Linked DNA regions of Homo sapiens: region 2 is linked to region 1. Evidence: chromatin loops called from intact Hi-C (ENCODE). Cell type or tissue: Caco-2. All regions are shown on one strand. Links, peaks and the distances in the headings refer to the core of each region. The heading gives the core; the rest is flanking DNA.

What was found. Peaks named below come from ENCODE experiments on the same cell type or tissue, not always from the same donor. Only the 100,000 strongest peaks of a DNase experiment are listed, where the experiment ranks them.
Region 2: it touches region 1 in a loop (2.8-fold over the local background); 4 of 110 quality-filtered maps call a loop at or near these places.

The regions. Positions count from the first base shown.
Region 1 is chr2:218,954,354-218,963,615 of GRCh38, reverse strand. It overlaps CDK5R2 (cyclin dependent kinase 5 regulatory subunit 2), which reads right to left and starts at 3,950. Exons shown (of 1, transcript NM_003936.5): 1 at 1,461-3,950. The coding sequence starts at 3,795. The coding sequence ends at 2,692. RefSeq lists an enhancer at 1-302 and a silencer at 3,698-3,967. In Caco-2, for the core only: no CTCF peak of the experiment used is centred there; a DNase peak (open chromatin) is centred at 4,035; H3K4me3 peaks cover 1,592 bases; H3K27me3 peaks cover 211 bases.
Region 2 is chr2:218,855,559-218,864,820 of GRCh38, reverse strand. WNT6 (Wnt family member 6) reads right to left here and starts at 5,016. Exons shown (of 4, transcript NM_006522.4): 1 at 4,704-5,016. The coding sequence starts at 4,783. In Caco-2, for the core only: no CTCF peak of the experiment used is centred there; DNase peaks (open chromatin) are centred at 3,730, 5,065, 5,440, 5,940 and 1 weaker place; H3K4me3 peaks cover 2,362 bases; H3K27me3 peaks cover 670 bases.

The DNA of each region.
Region 1 (9,262 bases), core at 664-8,663:
GTCTCTGCTCTCTTTCCCATCCCCTTTAGGCTCCTCCAATTCAGAAATTCTAATCAAATAGCTAGTCTCACTAGCTAGTTCCAAATAAGGTGGACCAGGATTGTTTCCCCAGCCAGAGGTGGGAGAGTAGAGCGGCTGCCCAGCCCGCTCAGTCTGGTTACTATGGCGACAGCCGACAGCCGCGGAGTGACCCTAGTGATCCTCCCTCCCTCCTCCCAAACCAAGAGAGATGACGGCACCGCGCTGACTGCGCCAAATTCCAGCCAATGGGCGGCTGCTCCCGCCTTCCCTTCCGCCAGCTCTCCCCCTCCCTCCGGGAACTCAATTCACAAATCTGGACTGGGGATTTCCGGCTCCAGGCAGGTTACAAGGGCGCTGGGCTGAGGCCAGGGGAATCGAGTCCTGTCGTCCCGGGAGGGCAAGTGGGGACCGACATTTTTGGGTTCTGGAGCCAGACTTCTATAACTCGCCGCCAGAATAGATGACACCCTATTCCCAAATTATCCGGAAGACCTAGTTGAGGCCGAGTCTGCAACTCTTCCTGCCCTTACAAGCCCCGACCCCGCCCGAGCGCGCCATTCAGCACCACGGACAGCGAACCCGGGCCTCGTCTTGGCAGGTCCCCCCGGGTTCTTTCCGGATCTTCTCGGCCACGGCCAGACTAGGGTCGGAGCCGCGGGCACTCTGTTGAAGCCAGGCCTCTTTGGGCCAATGAAACAGTGAACAGGGCGCTTAGCCACGTGGCTAAGAAGGCAATGGGGACCGAGCAGGGATCTCAGGCTAAATAGCGCATTTTCCTTCCTGTTTCAATCCCAGAGAATGGCTTCCTTCTCCCCAACTGCCCTTGTTTGCCCCTTCTTGGGGATAAAGGGCAAGGGTCTGAGTCTCAAGCAGGGATGGACCCCCCAAGACTCCTGAGTGGGCGTGCGACCTGGGCATCGTCGAAGCAGCCCCATGGTGGTTGGGGGATGAGGAGAGAAGTATGGCAGACAGGCCCCACTTGGGAGTGGTGAACACAGACTTAGGCCCGACTGTACTCTTGACCGATATATGGTGGGGAGAGATGGGGAGGAAGGGAAAAATAGCAATAAGGACTAGCTAGTTCTGCCTCAATGGGTCTCATCACAGAAAGGGCACAACTCCGCTGTCCCCATGATTCGGTCTCTAAGTGGCCCGGGCATTAATGAGGAGCTAGGTCAGACAAGATGGAGGCGGAAGTGGGGGGATGGATTCAGCTTTATCACCAGGCCTCACCCTCAGCTGCCTCGCTTTACTCTTTACTCTCTGTAAAATGGAAGCCGATGGCGGGGGTGGGGATGGGGAGGAGGAGAAGTTCTCAGGTACTTGATCTCCCCTACTAGAGCCCCATCTCTTGCCTTTCTGCTCTGTCTGTGACAGTTCCATTACCACTCCCACTCCCTCCCTCCCGGGGCCCAAAGAAAGACCGGCGCAAAACCATCTGCAGGCGCTTCCAGCGCTTTATAGTTCTTTCCGGGACAGACGGACAGACAGACAGTGCGGCCCGCTCTGTCGGCCCGCATCATTGGCACCTTGGACACGGCCCCAGGCCCAACTCAGTCCCTGGTACCCTACCGGGAGGATTCCGGTCCCGCCCCAGCTCAGCACCTCGGACAGTTCCCGGCCCAGCCTACCCCCCTCCCCCCTCCCTCCGCAAACAACCAAATAAATTAAAAGGGGCAGTGGGGAGGAGCAACAAAAAAGCTAAGGATAAGGAAGCGGGATGTCCCTCCTCCAAGGTAAGAAGTTTTCTTTTCCTCCCACCTGTCCACTGAGGCGCCGCGGCCGGGGTGGTCTCCCAGGTTGATTTTGCCTCCAAACCTCAGCCTCCTGAAAGAAGCCGGCAGCCCCTTCCCCCACACCCCCCAGCTCCCAGCATGCAACACGTTGGAAAAGGTGGGGAGAGGCGGTGGGGGTGGGGCGAGGGACCATCCTGGTGGCTGTCTGGATACCTGGGACTGCAGTTTCTCCTGGCACCTCAGTCGATCCAAATTAAAAACTAATATTCCCTTTGATCAGGGGAGAGGGGTGTGGTGACTCAGTCAGGAATAAAAAAATGCAAGCTGACACAAGTGGAGGAAGAAGGCAGACAGGAGGGAAGATGGTGACACATGACAGGAGCAACAAGAAGGGCAGATGGGGACACAGGTGCAGGAGGAGAAACAGGGGTCTACGGGGTACAGTCAGGCAAGGGGTAAGATGGAGATGCAGACACACAAACCCAAGGAACGGAAAATGGAAAGGCAGGGAGAGGGAGGAAGAAAGAGAGGAACAGGAGAGAGAGGGAGAGAGAGAGAGAGGAATGCAGACAGGAGGAAAAATGAAGACACAAAAAGGAGGCAAGGAAATGGATAAAACCGAGGGGGAATGGGCTGAAGGGAAGGGGGAGACCCCGGCAGAAATGGAGAAATGGGGGCGCAGACAGACGGGAAGAGTGAGGTTGGAGTGCCTTTCCCGCGCTCATCTTCCGTCCCCACTCCACGCCCAGCAAATCCAAACACCGCGGCCTCTGGTGTCCCGGTCTCCACTTTCCCCTGAGGGGCATGGGCGTCTCCTCCTCCGCCCAGCCGGGGCGCTGAGCGGCGGTAACAGCGGCGGTGGCTTTGTGGTCCCGGGGGGTCCGAGTGTGTGTCAGGGGCTGGGGCGGGGGATGGGCGCGGCCCCTGGGTATCCCTAGCGGTCCAGGTTCATAGTCCAGTGCTTGGTTCCGGCCGCGCAGCTGTCCCTGGCGGCCGAGGAGGCGGCGGGCGCGCCCCCGCTCGGTGGGCCCCCGCCGCTGGCGGCGGCCTCGCCCTCGTTCTTGAGGTCTTGAAAGACCTGCGTGAAGAAGTGGGGGTCGGCGTTGAGCCGCAGCATCTGCGGGCTGAGCCGCTGGATGAGGCGCAGGCAGCGCTGCCAGAAGCGCTCCTTGTCGGGCTCCACGAGGAAGGGCTTGAGTGGGTAGGAGATCTCGTTGCCCATGTAGGAGTAGGCGAGGTAGAGGCAGGTGAGGAAGGCGGCCTGCAGCTCGGCGGCCGACGCCAGCTCGTCCCCACGCAGCGACTCGCGGCACAGCAGGTACACGAACACCAGGTTTGCAGGCGTAATGAAGGCCTGGTCTTGCCAGCCCTGCAGCAGCAGCGAGCGGTCCACACCGCGGAACCAGCCCACCAGCTCGCCCGGGCTCAGCTCCTTGAGGCGATAGCAGCGTCGGCACACGAAGTCGCCCAGACAGCGCAGCAGCTCGCCGGTGGACGCCTGCACGATGACCCGCCGCGGCGAGCCGCCAGGCACCGGCGGCGCCACCTGCGGGGCTGGGGGAGGCGGCGGCGGAGGCTTTCCCCCGCCCGAGCCCGGCGGCTGAGCGGCCGCGCTGCCCCCCGACGGTGGCTCGCAGGTGGCGGCAGCCGCGGGCACGGTGGGCACTGGCACCGCCAGGGGCTTGGCGGTGCCGCCGCCGTCGGGGGGATCCCGGCCCTTGCGGAGAAGGTTCTCGCGGTTGCGTTGCTGGACCAGGGGGTCGGGGCCCGTGGATGCCGGCTTGGGTGTCACCTTCTTGCTGCCTTTCTTCTTCTTGGCGGACGCGGCCACCAGGCGCTTCCAGGTGAGCGCCGAGATGAGCACGGACGGCCGCTTGAGTCGGCTCTCGCCTTTGCCGCCCTTGCCCACTGGCGGCGCCCCGTAGCCCCCCAGCGCCTCGTCCCCCGCGGGCGGCGCCTTCTTCTTCTCCTCGGGCAGCCCGCCGGGCCTCCGGCCCTTGGCCGAGGAGGCAGGCGAAAGAGACAGCACTGTGCCCATCCTGCAGAGCGGGGCCGGCGCCCAGGCCCCAGCGGGAGCCGCGGGCGGCGCCGCTGCTACTGCAGCCCCGGGGGACCCGGCGGTGGGGGGCCTAGCCCCGGCCCGGGCGCGCGGACTGGCGGGGGAAGGTGGCTGCTAGGCGGCTCCGCTGCTCTAATCCTGAGCTGCGCCAGCTGCAGCGTCAGCCCCACCCCTTGGGCCCCTTTTTTCGTCGCGCCGTGCCCCGCCTCACGCGGCCAATCCGCTCCCGAGTTGCACTCCTGATGGGCAGCTCCAATGACCAATAGACTCTCGCACTTCAATTTCAAGTCCCGCCCCAATCCCCACCCTCCGCCCTGAGTCTTTTCCCTTCCCCCGAGCGGAGGAAGGGGAAGGCGGTGGTCGTCGTTCGAGTGGCCTCCTCAGGGTCAGAGTTGAGAAGGGGTGGTGGCTGCTCCTGCCTCCTCCGGATCCTAGGGCCTGGACCAGCTTGTTCTGATGCACTGGGTCGCGGTAGCAGATAAACCATGGGAACAGCTCTCCTTCCCTCTGCCTTTGAATTTGTGTGGGGGGCCAGTGTGAGCAGTGAGTGCCCTCACCGGATGCCCAGGTCCCAGATGGGTCGCGTTGCACTGGCTCCTCCAATGTGACTGTCAGGTCTGTTTCCTCTTCGCGACCCCACCTCGCCCCCCACCCCCCAGGTCGCTAGGGGGGCTGCAGCAGGCACATTTCTGCCCTGCCTGTTTGGGAGTCCTGGCAGAGCCTTCTTGCAGGTCACAACCCGCCTTCTTGGGGGTTCCAGCTTGAGGGGGAGAGGGGGAGCAGCAAGGTCTCAAATATGCCCCTGAGGCTTCTGCTTGCCGTCCTGATTCTCTGCAACTGAGCCTGTGGGGCAGACCCTTGGCTCTGGTCCCTGGGCAGCTCCTCTCGGTTGGTTGTCCCCACTAACACACACAGATCTCATACTTGGGTGGATGATGGATAAGGTTGGTCCCTGGGGAAACGCTAGAAATTGGATCACTTGGTCTACCCAGTCTTGGATAGTGAACGGAGCCTCCTGTGTGGACGGAAGCCCAAGAGGGTTGGACCAACCTCCAGCCCAGCCCTGGGTCCAGGTTGAGGTGGGTTTCATCATTAAATGCTTCCTGCAGGTAAGGTTCCAGCTGTCCCCACTCCCAGGAGCAAGCTGTTAGGCTGGGTCCTGTCCACTTCTCTCTGGGTCTGTCTGTTACCTCCTGAGTACCCATCAGCCCTTTGCCCTGGATTTTGGACTCCCCAGGCCTTACCTGCAGGTCTTGAGCACAGCTAGTTCTGGACCTATTCTATCTGCCTTGTTAGATCATGTCCACCCTTCTTGGAGCCTGCTCTCTGTGGCTCCCCCAGCACAAGAGCCTTCAGGCTTCTTAAGTAAGTGGACCTTGTAGGTGCATATGGGTTCCATGTGGAGCCAAACCCCTGCCTATGTATTTCAGTAAATTCTAAGGATTGCCCTTGGAGTCACCTCCATGCTCCTCACAGACCGCAAACATAGCTCCAAGGATCCACTGCTGTCAGGGTTGGTTTGTGCATATATGTGTGTGTGTGTGTCACTGCAGATAGGCTGTTCTAGAATCCACTTGGGCTGCAGTTCCAGCTACCAGAGGTACAGAATTTCCCAGCCATTCCACAGCCCCTGGTCACTCACACCCTCCTGGAGGCCTGTGGTCTGCCTGTCTCCATTCCCCTCCTCTTTACCACTGTGCACATGCAGCCTTGTACCTTCTCCCTAACTCAGCACCCAATATGCACTTTTTCAACAGGGTATCTCTGCTCCCTAGGATCTGATCTTTATTTTCTTGCAGCCCAAGCTGACCTTCCCAAACTCATTCTCCTCATAGTTCTTGAAAGTGTTCCCTCTTTTCAGCTCCTGTAATTGGCCCCACTTCCTCCTACAAGGTGTTCTGAGTCACTCTTTATCTGCCAACCAAGGAATAGTCAGTTCACCGGTAGTTAAGGACAAGCCCTGTAGAGACTGAGTTGCACTGGCGGAAACACTGGGCATGTGGATCTAAATGGCACATGAGTCCTTCCAGCGCTGCTCCCAGGAGTCCCTCACTGGCATAAGGCCTATTGTTAAGGTCATTTAGGACCACGTCTTCTAAGCAGCACCCACAGAGTGTCACCACTGTGGTACCCTATTCCCGGCCCAGCTCTGACCTCCTATTGTCCTCTTGGTCAGAACCAAGAATTTCCTCCTCTGCTTCAGGGACCCCAAAGCAGGTGCCTCAGAGGGTCCTACTCCCCTTCCTCACTTTCCACCTTGCTCTGCCTCCAACCCTGTTTCTGGCTCACATGCTCCCCACCCTCCTGCTCTGGTTATCTCTCCAGAATCTCTGAGCTCCTTCCACTGGGCCAGAACCCTCTCTCAGAATGTCAAGCTCTTGAACTCCCACCTCCTCCAAGAAGCTTTTTTGATAGATTGGAAGGGACCTAATACTCTTTCTGACTTCAGCCTTTCCAGCCTTTTCCCATCAGCAACAGTGGCTACATAACAACTTGGTTAAGGGCTGGGCTCTGGGTCTAAGATGTGCAAGATGGATATGGATGGAATTTTAAAGACAAGCAGACAAGCTAATCAAAGAGATCCAGAAAGAGTAACAACATTGCTGTTGTATATAAGCCGGTGGCATTGAGAGCTGAGAGGGAGGGTTATTATGTTTCTGCAGGGGGAGCCCAAGGGGAATAAGCCTAGTGAAACCAGAAAGACTTCATGGAGGAGGTGGGCTTCATAGAAGGTTGGTGGCTTTCCCACATTTGCAAGTGTACTCTTCTGGTTAGGTTATGTTTGGGTTCATATTCTGAGATTCATCTATCTTCATTATAATAGTATCTCTGTGTTGCTTCTCATCTCTCCATCTCCCTTATGTTCCTCTGGGGCAGTGCTGGTTGTGTCAGACTTCCTTAGATGGGAAAGCCCCTGAGGCCAGTCTCCTTGTCTGTCTTCATTGCTCTGTAGGTTACCTAGAACAGTGCCTATTCAGATTACTGGTTATTCCTGAAGGTTCTTTAAGGCAAATACTCTAGGCCCAGACCAAGAACTGGAGGGCCTAGACTGAGGTTTTAGCCTGGATAGGATCTGGCCTTATTGATGAGTGCATCCCATCAGATTCACCAGAGATGCTCCTCTCACTCACCCAACCTGGGCAGGTGGGCCCCATCTTTTAAGAGAACATCTCCGGACAATGCTGCTCACACTTTGCCTCCCTTTTGCTCTTCTTATCTCCCTTCTGAGAAGCCATAGTCTGGGAGGCAGGACACGGGAGTCCTAGTCTATGGCTGCCAGTTGTATGACCTTGGGGAAGTAATTTCAGCTCTCTGGGACTCGGTTTCATCATATTAAAATGCAAGGGTTCTACGGATTTGACTCTTATTATCAGATAAAAATGAATATTAAAAGAACAAGATAACATTTTAGGAATTGGACTAGAGGAGGATTCCTAAAGCCTCTTTCAACTCCACAGTTCTGATTCTAAACAAAATCTGTCCTGTGAATCTGTTTCACTCTCCAGCTCCAGCCCTGTCTGCTTCTCCCTAATCTGTTTCTGTCTGATGGGCTCAGTCTTTGTGTGCACAGCATCCATGTGAGGCCTGCACTTCTGCGGTTCACCCCAGGAGATGAAGGGGAGGGGAGCTTAGGCTCTCAGCAATGTAAATCTCCCTAGGTCCCTCCAAGCTTTAGAGGGGCCCCTGAAAGGTGAGAAGGCAAAGAAGAGGAGGGCAAGATGGCTGAGGCCCAGGATATCCCCAGTAAACATCAAAGGCCCCAGAAACCAAGGTCATTGCACCTCCCTGTAGGGGCCCCTACAAGGAGGCTAATGATGACACAGGTTCTTAAAACAGCCAGGATGGAGACCCAGCCTGGGCATCTGAGTGCCTGGATCCTGCTGCCCCCCCCCCCACCCTGGCACCCCCAACTCCCTTGCCCATCAGTCTCAGCTCCTGAGGTGTGCAGAGGGGGTGGGTATGCACGAGCCCAGACTTCTCTCCCTCTCCTGAGGACCTTACCCCAGGGGAGAAGTGGGTGGCTAAAACAAAGGAGGGGAGCAGAACCCCTCTACAGATAACAGTGGAGGGGGGAGGGGGTAAGCAGAGAGAAGAGAGGAATTGACAGAGGAGGTGCTGCTAGCTGTCAGGAGGGAGACCCAAATTCTCATGTCTTCCCATTTCGCAGGCTGTTTGCTAGAAGGACTTAATTAAGGAGCCCAAATATAGTTTCTTTTGAACAGTGAATAGGGCTGGGAGCACAGATGAGGAATGTGATGCTCTGGGGTGGGGAGAGAAGGGACCAATGCTGAGATGCTGGAGGGCCCAGGGTGAAGGGGACAGAGAAGACAGGGGTGAGCTGGTGACTCCTTTTCCCTGCCTTAAGCTCTGCTGCTTTCCTTGATGGAAGGGGGGCCATTTCTTCCTTTCCCATCCTCTGTCCTGATCTCCCTCCAACTCCCTGGCTCCTGCCTTCACCTCCTTTACTGTCCCCTGAGAACAGCTCTCTCTGTCCAGTCCTCCCAGCACTCACCAGAAGCTTTAAGTCTTGGTTCACCTTCTGCCTCCACCAAGCCCCCTTTTTGCCTCCTCCCTTTCGTCCCCCACTCCTTCTCCTCCCAGGCCCCGCTGGCGCCCAGCATAGCACTACAGATGTAGGAGCAGATCAAGAAGGGTGGGGGTGGTAGCTGTTGCTTTTCTGGGATATTCTTAGCCTGTCTGGGGGCTGGAGCTGGAATCAGCGTTTCCATCTCAACCAGGCAGGTGGCTGCCAGAAACTGCCACTGTGACTGGGTCTTCATCTGGTTCCATATCCCTTATCCTGTCCCTTCCTCCTCTATATTGATTTCATCGATGAACACAGACCCTCTGAGAGTCCAGCCTTCCCACCCTTGTGCCCTAGATGGAAGGTTTCCTCTGCCTATCAGGCATAGCCCCAGGAAGGTGTGCAAACCTCACTGGAGGCTCTGCGGGGAAAGAAGGGCCTTCGAGAACTCTAGCTCAGATGCTCCCTAGAGTGGAACACAGCCCTCTCCTCTCTGCCCCCAGGCCCTCTTCTTTCATCTGCCCCCAGCAACCCCTGCATGGTACTCAGTCCCCAGACTGTATTCACCACCATGAAGGCCTTTCTTATCTTGATTTACAGGAATCACTCAGGGGCCCTAGAGTTTCAGAAGCTGCCTCCTGAAAGCGGCTGAACCCTGGAGTCCAGGCCTCCTTTGGGCCAGAACAAGGGGCTCACTGACCCAGATCTCTCCCCACATCTTTTTTTTTTTGAGACAAAGTCTCACTCTTTTGCCCAGGCTAGAGTGCAGTGGCATGATCTTCACTCATTCCTGGGCTCAAGGGATCCTCCCACCTCAGCCTCCCAAGTAGTTGGGACCACAGGCATGCATCACCAGGCCTGGCTAATTTTTGTACTTTTTGTAGAGATGGAGTTTCACCATGCTGCCCAGGCTGGTCTCTA
Region 2 (9,262 bases), core at 1-8,000, 98 kb after region 1:
AAAGGGTGGTCAGGCCCAGCCTGGGTTGGGGGTGGCAGCTAGAAAACCTGAGTGCCACAAAGAAGCCAGGGTCGTTTCCCTGCCTCCCTGTGGGGCCAGATGAGGCTGTCCTAGGCCTCTGGCTCTTGTTTCCTTTTCCAGGAGGGGGGTGGGTGAAAGACAAGATGGGATGGGGGAAGGGAGTGACACTGGGTGGTGTTTTCCCTAGTGGAACAAGGGGAGGGTTAGTTTCTTTCATAGAAAATATAAAACAGGGCTGGGCGCGGTGGCTCACGCCTGTTATCCCAGCACTTTGGGAAGCTGAGGCACGCAGATGACTTTAAGTCAGGAGTTCGAGATCAGCCTGGCCAACATGGTGAAACCCCATCTCTACTAAAAATACTAAAAAAAAAAAATTAGCTGGCATGGTGCCAGGCACCTGTAATCCCGGCTAATCAGGAGGCTGAGGTAGGAGAATCACTTGAACCCGGGTGGCAGAGGTTGCAGTGAGCTGAGATTGCACCACTGCACTCCAGCCTGGGTGACAGAGCGAGACTCTGTCTCAAAAAGGAAAAAAAGAAAAGAAAAGAAAAAAACAGAGGAAAGAGGAAGAGAGAAGAAGGAGATTGATTTGACCATTCTATGAGAGTGAGCTCTTTACTACATCCACCGATTGGAGGTATAAATAATGATGGGTCAGATGTTGTAAAGAACTTCCTGGGGGTGGGCAAGGCCGGAGCAAGGAGCAGAGCGGAAGTGGGGAACTGGTGACTGGGAAGCTCTCCCTCTCTGCCTCACTCCCAAGACAGGGTCTGTCAGGGCCACAGGATAGGCTGGATGACCTGGATGCAATGAGGCTGGACAAGATGATTTCCAGAGAGCCTGGCCAATGTCCTTGAATCTGGGATTCTGTAATTCACAAAGATATGATTACAAATGAGAGAAAGACAGAGAGGCTAGGGGAAGAGTTTATTTTTATTGATTGATTGATTGAGACAGAGTCTTGCTCTGTCACCCAGGCTGGAGTGCAGTGGCATGGATCTCGGTTCACTGCAACCTCAGCCTCCCAGGTTCGAGTGATTCTTCTGCCTCAGCCTCCCAAGTAGCTGGGATTACAGGCACCTGCCACCACTCCTGGCTAATTTTTGTATTTTTAGTAGAGACAGGGTTTCACCATGTTGGCCAAACTGGTCTCGAACTCCTGACCTCAAGTGATCCGCCCACCTCAGCCTTCCAAAGTGGTGGGATTTCAGGAGTGAGCCTCTGTGCCTGAGCTGGAGACAGAGTTTAGAAAGCATGCATCACATTGGAGTAAGGAAGGGAAGTGAAAAAGAAGGTGGGAGAGAAACTTCTCAGGAACCTGGAGCCAGGTCTCCGAGCCAATTCCAAGGGCATGAGCCTCTTTCCTGACCAAGACAGTCGAGTCACTCAAAGGTCCTGGGGTCCTCTCTGCTTCTAGCCTGGCTGCTGCTAGAATGTCAGAGTGGGATGCAGGAGGCTGCTGCAGCTGCTTTCCTGGCCAGCACTGGAGCTCTGACCTGGCCAGGATTCTCTGACAAGTAGGGAGAAGAAGGCCAGGGAAAGCAGGTCCTGGGCATCGGGGAACAGCCTGGAAGCCCTTACTGGGAAAGCTGCCAGCTGAAGTGAGACTGGGGATTTAGGGGACTGGAAGAGCCTCAGGCCAGTGGGAATTATTGGTCCAGCTCATCAACCCAAACTTGATCTTGGAGGGCACTGGTAGGGTGGGGAGAGCTCAGGAGTGTAAGCAGAGTCAAAGATCCAGGGGAAGGGGATCTGGGCTCAGACCAAAGAGATGAAGTGTCAGAAATAGACAAGTGACCAGGCACAATGGCTCATGCCTGTAAGCCCAGCACTTTGGGAGGCCAAGGTGAGCAGATTGCTTGAGGTCAGGAGTTTGAGACCAGCCTGACCAACATGGTGAAACCTCGTCTCTACTAAACATACAAAATTTAGCTGGGCATGGTGGTGGGCAACTCTAATCCCAGTTACTCAGGAGGCTGAGGCAGGAGAATCATTTGAGCCGGGAGGTGGAGGTTGTAGTGAGCCAATATTGCACCACTGCACTCCAGCCTGGGCGACACAACGAGACTCCGTCTCAAAAAAATAAAAAATAAAAAGTAAAATAGGCTGGGCATGGTAATGCCATGGTAATGGCTGGGCCTGTAATCCCAGCACTTTGGGAGGCCGAGGCGGGCAGATCACTTGAGGTCAGGAGTTTGAGACCAGCCTGACCAACACGGTGAAACCTTGTTGAAACCTGGTGAAACCTCTACTAAACATGGTGAAACCTCTACTAAAAATTCAAAAACTAGCCAGGCATGGTGGTGGGTGCCTGTAGTCCCAGCTACTTGGGAAGCTGAAGCAGGAGAATCACTTGAACCGGGGAGACAGAGGTTGCCATGAGCCAAGATCGCACCACTGCACTCCAGCCTGGGCGACAGAACGAGACTCTGCTCTAAATAAATAAATAAATAAAAATAGAAATAAAGAAAGAAAAACAAAATGAATAGACAAAGGAGAGTGAAGGGGCCAAGGCAGGGAGGAGAGGCTCATTCCCTCAGAGGCACATCTGAGCAAGGCAGTCAGACACGTTATCACTGGGACCCCTCACTCCTCACCCGGCACGCCCTGCAGCTGTGGCCATGAAGGCCTCTGTGTTCTCCCACACCTGCCCGTGTCACCTCCTCCCCCACTCCCTTCTTCCCAGCTTCAGGGTCAGTCTCTCAGGGACCAGGCCACTCTCCTTTGGCTTGGCTGCCACCCAGCAGTCCTTCCTGAACAAAGGAAGCCCCACAGATACAGAGCCCAGAAAGGTGAATCAGCCAGTCCAATGACACTCTGCAAGCCCATCTCCAGCACCAACACACTCCTAGGCCTCAGGGCTCCTAAAGACAAGGTATCTGCCTTCCAGGAGCAGGGAAGAGAGACCTAAAGGACTGTTGTCAGCCAAATGCAGTAACCAGCATAGTTGCCCAATGTATGTGATACAGTGGGAGCGCAGAGAAGGCAATGGAAGGAGGACAAGGGGGCAGCTTCAGGGAGGAAATGGTATTTTAACCGTAAGGATAAGAATGATTTAGACAGAGGGGGAGGGAGGGGAAGGAAGACAATGGCCATCAGGGAGGGACCCCATCCCCACACCTTGAAAAAGGGCAAAGTTAGGCGTTTATGGGGAAAAGAGATTCCTTTACAACATTTTCCTTGGAACTCTGGATTTTAAATGTAAATGAATCCCCTTTTTCACTCCTGGGGACCCTGGCCAGGAGAAGCTGGGTTGTGAGGGGGGCGCTGTACATACTGAGTACCTCCTAAGGTCCTATTATTCTACACGTCCTCCCACCTAACCTTCCCAGCAAGCCTGCCAGGTAGGGAGACTGTTATCCTATTTCCAGTTAAGACTGAGAGGTAGGGAAAGGAAGTGACTAGCCCAAGATCACAAACATAATGTTTAGATCTTAGATCTATCTGCTTCAAAGCTGCCACTGCATTATACTAAGCCGGATCAAAGGGCATATGTTCCCTAGATAGGACCTGGGTCGTCCTCGGTTCGCCCTTTCCGTGACACTAGCGTCGGACGGCTCTCCGCATCACGGAGTAGGGATTGCTGCCCGCCACTCCCTGTGTGGGCATCCTACTCCCTATCTCTCCAGAGCACGGGGATCTGCCTCTCTTCCAAATCTGGGGGGCGAGGGAGGAGCGGAGGGTCGGCATCCAGCCAATCACATGGCAATATGCAAATAGACACGACCCTGCCTTCTTAGGATTGGCTAACCCGTCAGCGTTATTGTCCAAGTCTCTCCTCTCTAAACACTGAGCTATTCCGGGCGAGGGTTTGCGGCTCTGGAGACCTAGGGGGAAAAAAGTCCTTTGGATCTGGATCTCTGAGCCGTCCCGGTCGGGCACCCTCCTTCCCCGCCCCGGCCCCACCCCCACCCCCAAGGCTCGAAGCTCCCGCAACCTTCGCTGCCTAGGTGTCCCTTCTAGCTAGGGCCAAGCCTGGGAAGACGCCCCCTTCCCTTGGCTGGCCAGGCCCCTCTCCCTTCCCGCAGGACCCCTCCCGGTCCCGTATCTCCCGGGCTGCACATATTTTTTCATTCATGACCCCCAGGTCTGGAAGGGCCGGGCGCCTGGGTCCGGTTCCTTCCGCTCCTCCTTTTCCTTGCTTGGGGAGGACGAGGTAGAGAAAACCAGGGTCCTGACTCACTTTCCCCTTTATATTCCCTCTGTCGTCACTAAGGCCCACTCCTCAGGAGCCCAGAGAGAAGCCGGTGGGTTGGTAGGCAAAGCAGGGCGGGGAAGGGGCAGCTGTGTGGCCCTCTCTGCCTTGTGGCTTCCCACCTTGTTCCTGTCTTCTCCAAATCCAGCCCCATACCCTGAATCCAGGGCCCTCCTCACACATTCTTTTCCTCGGATATGTGTCTTCCCGAAAGATCTTTCCTACCCACTCGCCTGTTCCTTGGTGAGCTGGGTGAGCGCATAACTTGGCGGGGGGTGGGAGAGAACCCGGGAGGAGGAAACACAATAGAATGTTCCCGAGGGTTAGGAACGTCGAAGTGGAGTTCAGAAACGCCCCCGGCCGAGGCCAGAAAGCTGGGCTCGGAGAGCAGGTAGAGCCGGGAGGCTGCGGAACACCCCAGTCTGTCCTGGGTCCCGGGGTCCCCACCCTCCAGGGTCCAGAGCCGCGCCAGGACAGCCGGACTCACCACCACAGTCCGCCGACGTGCGCCGGGCACAGGAGCAGCAGCAGCAGCAGCCCGAGGCGGGAGGGTAAGGGCGGCAGCATCGTGACCGCCCTACGGCCGCCCGGGTGGGCAGGGGGCGAGGCTGCGGGGCGAACCGCGGCGCGCGAGGGCCCGGGCTTCAGTGCGAGCGCGGCGAGCGCAACGGCGGCGGCCGGGAGGCGAGGGATCCGGCGGCGGCGGGGGGGCCCATCCCGGGCGAGGAGGGCGCGGCGGAGGCGGAGAGCGGACGGGGCAGCCAGCGCCTGTGTCTCCTGCGGAGCTCGCTCGGGAGAAGAAATCAGAGCCGGGGGCGGAGGTGGGAGGGGAGCGGGGCCGAGGCGGGGGCGGGGGGCAGGGGGCCGGAGGGAGGTGGCAGTTGCGACAGTCAGGCAGCGGGACTCTCGGGAGCGAGCCGTGCGCCCCGGGGCGGCTGGCGCGGAGCGCAGCGGAGGGCGGGAGCGGGGTGCCGGGGCGGGGCCCCAGCGCGCTTCGGGCTGTGGGACCCGCCCGCTTCGCCCCCTCGCCTCGCCTCTCTCGGACTTGGAGCCCCCCGCCGCTCGCGGCCGCCTGGAGTCGGGGGCAAGGAAGGGCTGGGAAGAAGAGTAGAGAGGGGTGAGGGGGGAGAAAGAGGAGCTGAGGAATGGGGGACGGGCTGGAAGGGAGACGTTTGACAGGTTTGTTGACTGTAAAGAGAGAAAACTTCCCAGGAATGAGGGAGTTTGGGGCGGGGGGCGGTGCGGAGGGAGATGCTGGCGCGGAGGCAAGAGAGGAAGTTGGCCTGGGGCGCGGGGTGCTTCGGCGAGGGTTGTCAAACTGGACCGCCCGACAGGCGGATGCTGGAGGGGTCATCTCTTTCCGTGTCCCTGTTCGATGCCTCATGCCCCTTCGTCAGCCTCTCCTTGAAGAAGGGAGGAAGCCCTGGGCCTCCGCTCTCGCTCCCCCAGCCATCCCACCTCTCAAGCCCGCGTTCTAGGGCGGGGAGGTGGGGGAAATGAGAGGGCAAGAGTAGCCGCTCCAGGGCGTGCGCGCAAGCGCTGGCACTTGTAAGCGAGCGGGAGAATGGAGGTCGCAGACTTTCAAGAGATCGAGGGGTCAGAATTCGCTTTAGCCCGGCCTCGCGTGTCCAAGAGTCCCTGCCTCGAGTTCCTCCCCCAACCTGGCCCGGGTAGAAGGGGTGGGAGAGCCAGCTGCAGGTGAGATGGCGTTTATCAGATTTTCTAATGCCACAAAAATGTCTTTGATGCCCCTGGCCCCCTCCCCACGAGGGGGAGATCAAAGGCTCCGTGGGGAAGAGGGACAGCTCCATTCATCATGCCATTCGGCTGGCAGTGGGCAGCAGCCCCTGCCCCTCCCGTCCCCGACGTGCCCCGGGGTGCCAAGGGACAGGTGGTGTGGGACATTCTCCCTGCCATACCATCAAGAGCAACCATCAACCTTTAAAGCTGTCCTGGAGTGGGGAGGACAGATCGAGTCCCTATGGCAGAAACGTCAGGCGCCCAGAAGAAAGCTCCTGGTTGTTGGTAGAGAGGGGGACCTGAATGTGGGGACTGAGGTCGCTTCCAAGAGAGTGATGACTGAGGTCACTTCCAAACAACCTTGGTGAGCAGAGAGAGAAGACAAGATCCTGAGTCACCCAGAGAGGGGGGACAAGTAGATCAAGATGAGGCCAAGGGGCCAAGGGATGTGACCCCAGGGGAGGAGGCTGATGGGGGAAGGAATGAGCAGACAGAGGTGAGAGAACTGGAGAAGTGTGGACTTGCCGGCAAGCAAGCTCCATGTCAGGGCCCTGGTGTCCAGGCTGCATCAGCTCAATCCCTTGCACTGGATACAGAGAGTTCTGGTGAAAGGGCTAGGACACACTAAAGAAGGGGAAGGGGGCAGGGGGCAGTGGCAAGAGTCATAGAGAGAGGGTCTGGTCTAAGCACTGCCCTCTCCCATTTTAGCCTTTAACAGTATCCAAAGGCCACGCACAGCCCCTGCACCTAGTAACTTTGCACACAGTTGCTGTTTCTACGGGGCAATGCCAATCTGGACAGTTCCTAAAGGTCAATGCCAACTCTGGACACTACACATTCAAAGACATACCCAGTTTGGGTGCACACTCCAGCCATGTGGTACCAAATAGGCAGCTAGAGGGCTCTGGGGGTCCCTGGAGGCTACAGGTGGCCAGTGGCCAGCCTCCTGGGAGCCACTGTCTGGGTTCCGAACCCCCTGCCCAGCCCTGCTCCCACCCTGCTACTGTTATTGCAGATTATGAAATGCTCTCCCTATCCTGCATTCTTCTCCGAGGCAAGAATTTTAATGTATTTGTCTTTGTCATCAGGGGACCTGGGCTCTGAGACCGCCCTGCCTCTGCCTGAGGAGGGAGCGCCCCAAATCTAGTCCCTGCTGCCTCCAGACCCAGCCTCTCTCCATTACCACCCCTCCCCCATGCCCTAGCCCTGCCCCTCGCCTCCCCTTCCTAAGACACAGTCTCTCTGTGGGGTGGATAAAAATGATGTTATTGAAACAACAGAATTGGGAGCAGTGGCAGGGAGCAGGGATCAGCTCAGGAAACTGGGGCGTTTGCCAAGAAGCCTTCTCCCCCGCAGGCGGCCTTTCTGCCCCCACCCCCCACCTTTCCTGCAAACATACACAGCTGGCCCCACCCCTCCTGCAGCACTCACTCTAGCCAGATCTTGCAGAATCTTTTGCCATCTCTGGACTCCCCAAGCCCTTGTCCCTCCTGCACTCAGTCCCATTCCAGAATCAGTTGGCCCAGTAGTGCCTGCAGAGCATTATAGGGTTGGGGGGTCGGGGGGAGGTGGGCTGGAATCTGTGACAGGCAGGACTCCTGGAGTCCCAATTCCTAGGGCTTCTGCCCCAACAGCACCCTTTTGCTCACTCTCCTTTGCCCTCTCCGCATCCCCATCAAGGGGCTGGCTGGCATCTGGGCAGAGCCAGAGTGATGACTTCTGTTGTTTTGCCCCCAAACCTCCAAAGAGATGAATTCAGATGTTCCTGAGCCTTCAACCCACCACTATCACCTTAGAAGACTTACAAAGGAGCAGGAGCTGGAGAGGGGGTGGCAGGAGGTAACAGACCATGGTGCACAAAGATAGATCAAGATATGTGACATACATGCCCCCTCACACACACCAATCACTGGGCACAGGCCTCCAGATAACCCCACAGAAACCACAGGACATCTTCCCTCCCCCAGACGGTGCTGTGATTTTTTACCCACAGGTATGGACGGACACACAGATGGGCTGGCTCAGGCTGAAACACTTCACATACACACACACACACACACACACACACACACACACATCACCTCTGCAGAGATATGCATGCAGAAGAACATTCACAAGAGACTGGAGTGGGAAGACAGCAGCCCGGAAATGGGTGGCCTGAATGGGGAGGTGACAGTCTGACCCCCCTCCCTATCCTCTAGGCCCTGCCCACCCCACCTTCCTTCATCGCTCCGCCTTAAATCCTGGGAACCCACTCATACTATGTCTAGGCCCTGTGCGAAAGAGAGACAGGGAAGGAGAGACTTGAGGTTGAGGAGGAAGGAGGGGCAGAGTGGGGGCAGTGGAGTGGTGGGGGAGAGGCAGCTGGAAATAGATAACATCAGAATCGCTGCGGGCGAAAGCAAAGCCCTCTGTCTCTGGCGGATTCTCTCTCACTGTCTTTCTGTGCCTTTTTACATCTCTCCCATGTTCATAATTCGGTCTCTATTTGTGTCTGTCTCTAAATCACTTTCTCTGTCGTTTCTCGGAATGGCTAAGGCTGCAGGAGCCTAGGAATTTGGGCCTGTGACCCTTCCCCTCCCAAGAACCTCCCTCTTTCCCTCCCTACTTCCCTCCTTCTGTCCCCAGAACTCCTATCTGTCCTTCCCTCTCTCTGTCCCCAGGAACTCCTATTCCTTCAGGGAGGTGACATGCCTTGAGAATTCCTAAGAACCCTGGGTTTCTGGGTCCCTGGAGAACAGAGAGAGGAAAGGCCAGCCCCTTAGAGAGATGGAGAAAGATAGAAAAAGAAAAGAGAGCGAGGAGAGAGGCTCATTTTCCTCTTCCTTCTGCATCACAGACAGCTCTACTCCCACGCCCGCAGCCCACCTGAAGTCAGGAAAGTGTGCTTTTCCAGAGCAAGTTCCCAGCTTTAGTCAAGGCAGGGATAAGAGAATCCCCTACACCAGGCCCCAGCTTCCTGCAGAGCCCACCTGCCTCCCATCTTCCACCTCTTTCAAGCCTATCCATGCCCCCACCAGTCCGGGGAGCAAGAACCCAGGGGGAGCTTGAATGGGGCAGGAGAGCACGGGCTAGGGAAGGAGGGGCTGCTGCTCGCCCACCACAACTGGGCTGGGGGAAAGCCAGGGAACATTTGTTTCCACTTAGCTTAGCCCCATGGGCCCAAGTGGGAGTGGTTGGCCCCAGGAGCCTCTCCAGCCATCCTGGCCCAGGCTGGCTCCTGTGGTACTGACGTGGGATGGGCAAAGGGTCCTGGCCTGGTCTCAAGCGTTCTAGGGAAGAGCCTCTGCCCTCCTCTCGTCTCAC